Linked DNA regions of Homo sapiens: region 2 is linked to region 1. Evidence: read pairs that join two places in POLR2A ChIA-PET (ENCODE). Cell type or tissue: PC-9. All regions are shown on one strand. Region 1 has its middle 31 kb from the start of RTL6. Region 2 has its middle 19 kb from the start of LINC00207.

Region 1 (4,000 bases):
AAAACTGCGCTGACCACATACAGTTGCTGTAAGAATTAAATGAGTTATTTATTTATTTTTATTTATTTTTTTGTTGAGATGGAGTCTCGCTCTGTCACCCAGGCTGGAGTGCAATGGTGCGATCTCGGCTCACTGCAAGCTCTGCCTCCTTGGTTCACGCCATTCTCCTGCCTCAGCCTCCCGAGTAGCTGGGACTACAGGAGCCTGCCACCACGCCCGGCTAATTTTTTTGTATTTTTAGTAGAGACGGGGTTTCACCATGTTAGCCAGGGTGGTCTTGATCTCCTGACCTCGTGATCTGCCCGCCTTGGCCTCCCAAAGTGCTGGGATTATAGGCGTGAGCCACCACAGTCGGCCATGAGTTATTATTTGTAAAGCTCTTGGTTAAGTGCCTGCATGGAACACAGTAAGCATTTAACAATGTTTTTCTACTTTTGCTCAGTTGTTTTAAAATGTCCCCCATCGTATTAGTCAGCTTTGGCTGTAATAATGCTGCATAACAAACATTCCCTGTCTCTCAGTGGCTTCCAATGACAAGCACTGTGCTCGATTTTGGGCTGTGATTGGGTTTAGGCCTGTTCCACCTGTTTCTGCCCCCCTCTCCCCAAAACCCAGGAAGAAGGAGTGGTGTCAGCTCAGACATCTCTTCTGATGGTGGGGGGCAGGAAAGCCAGAGGGGGAGTGGAACCCTGGCATGCCTCAAAGAGCCATGCCGTCCCTTCTGCCCACATCCCAGCGTTCCAAGCAGGTCTCATGACCCAGCCTTGAGGCAAGGAAGCTCTGAAAGCGACACTACCCACAGGGACTGTGGCAGGGCTGAGGGCAGGGAAGGAAGATTGTGGAAAGAAAATGGAGTTTCCACCCACTCCATGCAACCCTGGTGATGCACCCTCAGAGGGAGGGAGATGTTTGTGGCCTCATCTGATGAAATTCATGGCAAGGTAATGCCTGATGAATGATCTGAGCATTTTCTCATTGCTTCATAAAATGTTACCAAGTTGTCCTCCAGAAAGGATGACCAAGTTATCTTTCTACCAGCGGCATGCGAGACTGACCTCCAGCACCTGGCCAATACGATCAAGCATTTTTTTTCACCTTTGCTCAGTCGAAGGTAAAAACAAGTATTATGATGGTTGTTATGACAGCATAACGTTGTATTATCAGCTTGGATTTTTATGGCATGTGAAGTCAGAATGACCTCAGCTAAGTGTGATCCTAGCTTCCTGTAGCCTCTCACCCTCCATATTGTGCTGCAAGCAGATGAGCCTTCCTGTTTAACTCAGGCCTTGGCTGTATGATCCGTTCAGGCCAATGGAACATGCTGGGCCAAGGAGAGCTTTAAATGTGCTCTGGTGGTTTGCTTTACCCCAACCCCAGCCTTGGGACCAGGGGCACGAGGCAACATTCTGGGGTGACGGAAATATTCTGTATCTTAACGGGGGTTTGGCTTAATCAGGTGAATTTATTTATGGAAGTGAATTGTACTTAAGATCTGGGCCTTTTACTATATATAAATTATACCTCAATAATAAAATAAAATGGGCATAAAAAGCTTGCCAGGTGAAGGGAAGGAAAGGTTTCCAGCCAGTAAAGATCAGAGGCAGAGGCATGGAGGCCTCAGGGGGAGTAGTGTGCTTGGCGGAAATGGAATTATCTTGTTGGGCCAGATTATTAAGGAATTTGCTGTGGACCGAATGTTTGTTGTCACCTCCAAATCCACATGTAGAAACCTAAATCCCTAATGCAATGGTATTTGGAGATGGGGCTTTTGGGAGGTAATTAGGTCACAAGAGTGGGGCATTCATGGTGGGATTAGTGCCCTTATGAAAGAAACCCAGGGAGTTAGCGTGTGTGTCATCTCTCTCTTTCTCTCTCTCCTCTGCTGTGTGAGGACACAGGATCTTCCAACACCTTGATCTTGGACTTCCAGGCTCTTGGACTTCCAGAACTGAGAGAGAGAATTCTGTTGTTTCAGCCCCGTCTAATGCATTCTGTTCCAGCAGCCTACCCACACTGAGGAAGACAGAATTTGATTTAAGGGCAATCTAGTTCCAGCTTCCCATTTTACAGATAAGTAAAAAGGCCAGAAGGAGTGATCACTAGTCCACATCTGTGCAATTTGCCAGTGGCAGAGCTACAACTCCAATTTAGGGTGTTCTTCCACCCCTGACGTGTGTGTGTGTGTGTGTGTGTGTGTGTGTGTGTGTGTGTGTGTGTGTGAGAGATTGCGGGGGTTTGGCGAGAACAGTGATTCCATTGGGGTCATAGTTGTTGAAGGAAAACAGCAATTCACCCTGATCTGTGTTCATGCCCCCGAAATGGGCCAGCTGTATTAAAATAACTCTTAAAAAAACAAATGCAATTTCACCCCAGTCTACCACTCCAAGAAGCCAACCCTGGCTGTTTGCCTCTAACCGCTCTCTGCCCTCCGCCATGTGGGTAACAATTTGGCACAATGTTTCTGCACCAGGGACTGAGCTAAGCTCTCTACCTAACTTGCTCTTGCCATCCTCCTGGCAAGCTGCATGGCGTTATTGCCCTCCCCATTGTAGGAGGAGGAACCTGCAGCTCAGGGGAGTGAGGCTCTTTGCCTGCAATTATATGACAGTAGGTGGCTACTGGGCATCACAGGCAGGTTGAAGTGCTGTTAGGATTTGGACCCTGGTTCTTACAGCCTTGGCAGTTGCTTCTGCTGCTGCCTGGAAAACTGAACTCCCACATACTTACGTGGCTGGTACCTGCTCCTCGTCCAGGTCTCAAATCAAAGGTCAACGCCTTCAAGAAGGCTTCCTTAACCCATTCCATCTCAGCCTTCAGCATGTTCCATCTTTCCAGTACATTCCATCTTTTATTGTCTTCAGAACACTTGTTTTATTAACTTATCTTGTTTACTTATGTGTTTATTATCCCTATTAGAATGTAAGTCAAGGCTGGGGGCAGTGGCTCACGCCTGTAATCCCAGCACTTTGGGAGGCTGAGGCAGGCGGATCACCTGGGGTCAGAAGTTCAAGACCAGCCTGGCCAACATGGTGAAACCCCATCTCTACTAAAAATACAAAAATCAGCCAGGTGTGGTGGTGGGTGCCTGTAATCCCAGCTACTCGGGAGGCTGAGGCAGGAGAATCACTTGAACCTGGAGACAGAAGTTGCACTGAGATTGCACCACTACACTCCCAGCCTGTGTGACAGAGCAAGACTCTGTCTCAAAAAAGAAAAAATAATGTAAGTCAAGAAACAAGGAGCCTCAGCCGGGTGCAGTGGCTGACGGCTGTAATCCCAGCACTCTGGGAGGCTGAGGTGGACGGATGACCTGAGGTCAGGAGTTCGAGACCAGCCTGACCAACATGGAGAAAACTGTCTCTACTAAAAATACAAAAGTATCCAGGCATGGTGGCGCATGCCTGTAAACCAAGCTACTTGGGAGGCTGAGGCAGGAGAATCGCTTGAACCCAGGAGGTGGAGGTTGCGGTGAGCAGAGATAGCCCCACTGCACTCCAGCCTGGGCAACAAGAGTGAAACTTTGAGAAAAAAAAAAGAGAAAGAAAAAAGAAAGAAGAAAGAAAGAAAGGAAAGAAAGAAAGGGAGAGAAAGAAAGGAAGAAAGAGCGAGCCTCATTTATATACTCCTGTTGAACCAACATATATTGAATATATGTTGAATATATAAGTGAATGAGTGAATGAATGAATGTCACCTCATCCTGTGCCTTTCCACTAATTTTCAATAGTCTGCACTTTCCTGCTACAGCCTTTTACTTGGGAACTTAGGTCGTTTCCATTTTTGCACTATTGCATATCCTGTTACAATCAATGATGGTATCACATTTGCACATTTTTGTAAAATCATGGCTGTGTGTACCCCATGAATAAAGACGCTTAAAACAACAATTGAGATGAACATTTTATGAGGGTTTTATGAGGGTTCTTGTCACAAGTGGTCCCCCATGTTCCAAAGCCCTGCTCTATTCCAGGCTCCTGGTGCACTCTTTCTTCCTGCCTCAT
Region 2 (4,000 bases), 59 kb before region 1:
ATGGCTGGAGGGCCCAGAAGGTCTGGCCTGAGGTCTGTCCGACCTCTCTGCTAACTCGAGGGTCTCCTCTGGGACTGTATCAAGCGTTGGCGGATGCCACAAGTGGTCTGTGGCTGGTGGTCAGCGTGGCAGGCTTGGTCCAGCAGGTGGACTTGGGTGTCTATCATGGGGACTTTGTGCTGAGGTGGCAGTGGCCTCTCAAGCTATTACTGTTGATTTCATTTCATGAAAAAAATGTTTAATGAAAAGAAATATGAAAACTTCAAAGGACTAACAAGGATGCAGGTTTCCACCTCACAAAATTAATTACATGAACACTTTGGCATATTTGCTTCTAATTTTCTTTTTCCCTCCCTCCTTCCCTCCTTTTCTGCCTCCTCCTCTCTCCTCCTTCTGATTAGGAAAAAAAAACACTCTATGGCTTTTTATAAAATGATCCATGCTCATTGTATCAGTCAGAAGGATGTAGGTTGTGTTGCAGTAACAAACAGCCCCACATATCGGTAACTTTAAAGCCTCTCCTCTGAAGTGACAGCTCTCATTTTCTCACATCTCATTTCTACATGCATAGGCCAAAGAAAGCCACATGGCCACGCCTGGCATCAAGGGGACCAGGAGGTGCGTGACCCCATCATGTGCCCCGGGAAGAGATCTGGACACTCAAGTGACCACCACACTCGGCAAACAGGACACAAATAAGGGAGGAAAAAAACAATATTGAGGGTGCAGAAAGTACGCACATCCTGCTCTCCAGAAGTAACAATCTCTGATAGCATTTGAACATCACTCTGGACAAATGAAGGGAGAGAGGGAGACTTTTTTGAAGATGTTATTTCACTATAAAAGATGACTAATGGGCCGGGCACTGTGGCTTATGCCTGTAATCCCAGCACTTTGGGAGGCTGAGGCAGGCGGATCACTGATCAGGAGTTTGAGACCAGTCTGGCCAACATGGCAAAACCCAGTCTCCACTAAAAATGCAAAAATTAGCCAGGTGTGGTGGCGGGTGCCCGTAGTCCCAGCTACTTGGGAGGCTGAGGCAGGAGAATCGCTTGAACCTGGGAGGTGGAGGTTGCAGTGAGCTGAGATCGTGCCACTGCACTCCAGCCTGGGCAACAGAGTGAGACTCCATCTCAAAAAAAAAAAAAAAAAGATGATTAATGAACATATTCTATTTAATTTTTACATTCAAGTAAAATTAAGAAGAATTTGAAGCAATCGTGAAACTTCAAGTAAACTATTTCTTCAAAGATCTCTTTATGAATTTTTTTTAAAAAAGCTTCTGAAGAACATTAAAGGATGAAAATTGTGGTCAGTATTTACTGACTTGTGCCAATTTCAGACAGTGTCCACCAGCTCCCTGGAGGGAACGTGAATCCAGAGCCCCACTTCCCCTCCCCTCGCCGCTCCCTTCAGTTATATTATCATCATTTTACAATATCTTAGTCTGAAACATTTGCATTATTTTTTGTAACCACAATTCCTATAATTATTTGTTATTAGTTGTATCTTTTTTGTTTTTTTAAAGACAAAGTCTCGCTCTGTGGCCCAGGCCGGAGTGCAGTGGTGCGATCTCAGCTCACCACAACCTCTGCCTTCCGGGTTCAAGAGCGTCTCCTGCCTCAACCTCCCGAGTAGCTGGGATTACAGGCACCCGCCACCACGCCAGGCTAATTTTTGTGTTTTCAGTAGAGACGAGGTTTTGCCATGTTGGCCAAGCTGGTCTCGATCTCCTGGCCTCAAGTGCTCCACCCGCCTCAGCCTCCCAAAACGTTGAGATTACAGACGTGATCCATCATGCCCAGCCACTAGTTGTATCTTTACATGCATTGGACATTCAGCAGTTCTTTAGTCAGTTGGATTTTACTGTAGCTTATTTATATTTTTTCCCAAAAAGGTTCGTGGGTATGTTCTCCCTAAGTTTTTCTGTCAGGTCAGTTTATTTACCATACAATAAGTGACATCCCGGAAGTGAATAATTTTGCAAGTCATGGTTTCTTTCCTTCAAAGCCTGGTGCCTCATGGCCTTAGGAACCAAAGGTTGCTGTGCAGAGCCTGAGGCAGGCAGTTCTCCTTGCAAATGTTTTTCTTGTTTATCCTAAATGATGGAAGGATTCTTTTTCCTTGAAATTCATAACTTTGCTAAGAAATCTGTGTGGAGCACTCTAGCAGATTTTCCTGAAATGTGGAGTGCTTGCTCTAATTTTGGATCCAATGCCTCCTCCCTTTCCAAGACTCTCTCTCATCTGCTGTATTTACTGCGTCATTTGCAGCATGTATCAGGGGCTCTGAATCAGGGAAGCCAGTTTTCTTTGGGTTGTGCTCATTCTCCAAGTCTAGGAACTGTTCTCAAATTCCCTTTTATCTCTATCTTTTCAACTGCAATCACTATGGTTATCTCAAGGTTTTCCTCTATACCGGTAATTCCACGTTCATCAGTGTCTAGTCATCCATTTAGTCTTTCACTAAGTATTTATCAAGTGCTGGCCAGGTGCCAGGCGAAGATGGTATTGGGGCAAGAGCATGGCAGGACAGGCAAGGCCTCCTCTTGGAAGTGGTGGGGATAGAGAGAGGATTGGCAAAATAAACAGCGCATCCAGCACACGAGATGTCCACAAGGGCTGTGAGGAGCGTGAACCACGATGGGGAGGGTGGCCGGGAAGACTTCCTGGGAACGGGATGTTTGAGCAAAGCCGTGAGGGAGGTGAGGTCCTTTGCTGCTTCTCATCTGTTAGGTTCACAAGGATGGACTGTCCCACATTTCTTTCCTCAGGTTCCAAATCTCCCTTTTCATCTCATTCTTCTGGCTTCTCGCCTCTGGGAGTGTTGCTTTTGTGGAATTCATGTCCTCAGCCATTTGTTCTCCAGCATGAAGCCACCGGGAGGCCACACCTGTTTGTGGCTGACGCGGTCTGGGTTGGGCTGTTTGCCTCACTTTGGCTTATGAGATCCCCCTTCCTTCTCCCTTCTCTTCGGTGCCGTCTGCTTGCGCGGTTGCCATGGCATCGTTTCATCTCGCTCACGCTTGGGCAGCTCGGTCCTGACCGTCTATTTGTTCTGGGGAATTGGCGTATTTGGTTCCAGTTTCTCTTTGGATGCATTCTCTCTTGTTTTTCTTTGAAAATCGCACCTTAGTGTTTGCAAAATGATGCACACTTGCCATGGGTGACTTTTGGGGCACCCCTGTGATTGGCCCCCACTTTTCTGGGATGTCACTTTACCTTCCAGCTTCTGCCCACGGTGGGTGTCTGGCTGCAGCCCCTGTTTCTGAGCACAGCAGGGGAAATGCCAGCTGGGCTGGAAAACCGGGCTTGGTTTTCTGTCTTGAGATGGTGTTAAATGTCTACACTGCAGCTCACACACCTACTTAGGAGCCTCTGTGGGGATCCCACAGAATGCCGTCTGTAGTTCCTGAGTCTGTGAAGAGGCTCAGCCCCGCAGCTCACATTCTCCATTCTGCGTACCCCCCCGGCCGGAGCTGGGTTCACTCCTCTGTGGTCAGAAAGCAGTGAAGCTCAGAACACCACCCACCTTGCTGTGTTCGTTTGGAAGGAGGGGGCAAGAGATGGTCGGGGCTGGGGCATGAGAGCGCCGAGCTGGAAAGGTGGGGCTGGCGGTGAGTGCTTCCCACTGAGAAGGAGCTCTGTGCTTCAGTGGCTGCGGATGGTGAGGCGCAGGGCGGGGTGAACGCAGGGTTGGTGCACACCTGCATGGCCACACCCGTCTGCAGGGCCACCCCTTCCCAGGCTGGCTGTTAGGGATTTGAAATCACTCCTGGCCCTGGGAGTGGGTGGCTGAGATCAGGTGGAGGAAGGTTATGAGAAAAGGGGATCCCGGGAGCCCAGAGGCCAGGCTGTTGGGAGGATCAAGCCTGTGGCCACGGCAGTCACCAGGAATTCTATCAGGAGTGGTGTTGAGGGGGTGACAGTGACTGAGGAGGGGTGTGACTTGGGGGTGGGCCGCAACTGTTGCAGGGAGGGTGTTGGGTGACAAAGTCCAA

The links. Peaks named below come from ENCODE experiments on the same cell type or tissue, not always from the same donor. Only the 100,000 strongest peaks of a DNase experiment are listed, where the experiment ranks them.
Region 2: POLR2A ChIA-PET joins it to region 1 with 5 read pairs; 3 of 35 experiments call an interaction of 5 or more read pairs at or near these places.

The regions. Positions count from the first base shown.
Region 1 is chr22:44,527,261-44,531,260 of GRCh38, reverse strand. No RefSeq gene overlaps it. Among named protein-coding and RNA genes, the nearest start is that of RTL6, 31 kb to the right of the region's middle. RefSeq lists a silencer at 3,039-3,198. In PC-9, no CTCF peak of the experiment used is centred here; no DNase peak of the experiment used is centred here.
Region 2 is chr22:44,586,116-44,590,115 of GRCh38, reverse strand. No RefSeq gene overlaps it. Among named protein-coding and RNA genes, the nearest start is that of LINC00207, 19 kb to the right of the region's middle. In PC-9, no CTCF peak of the experiment used is centred here; DNase peaks (open chromatin) are centred at 2,455 and 2,935.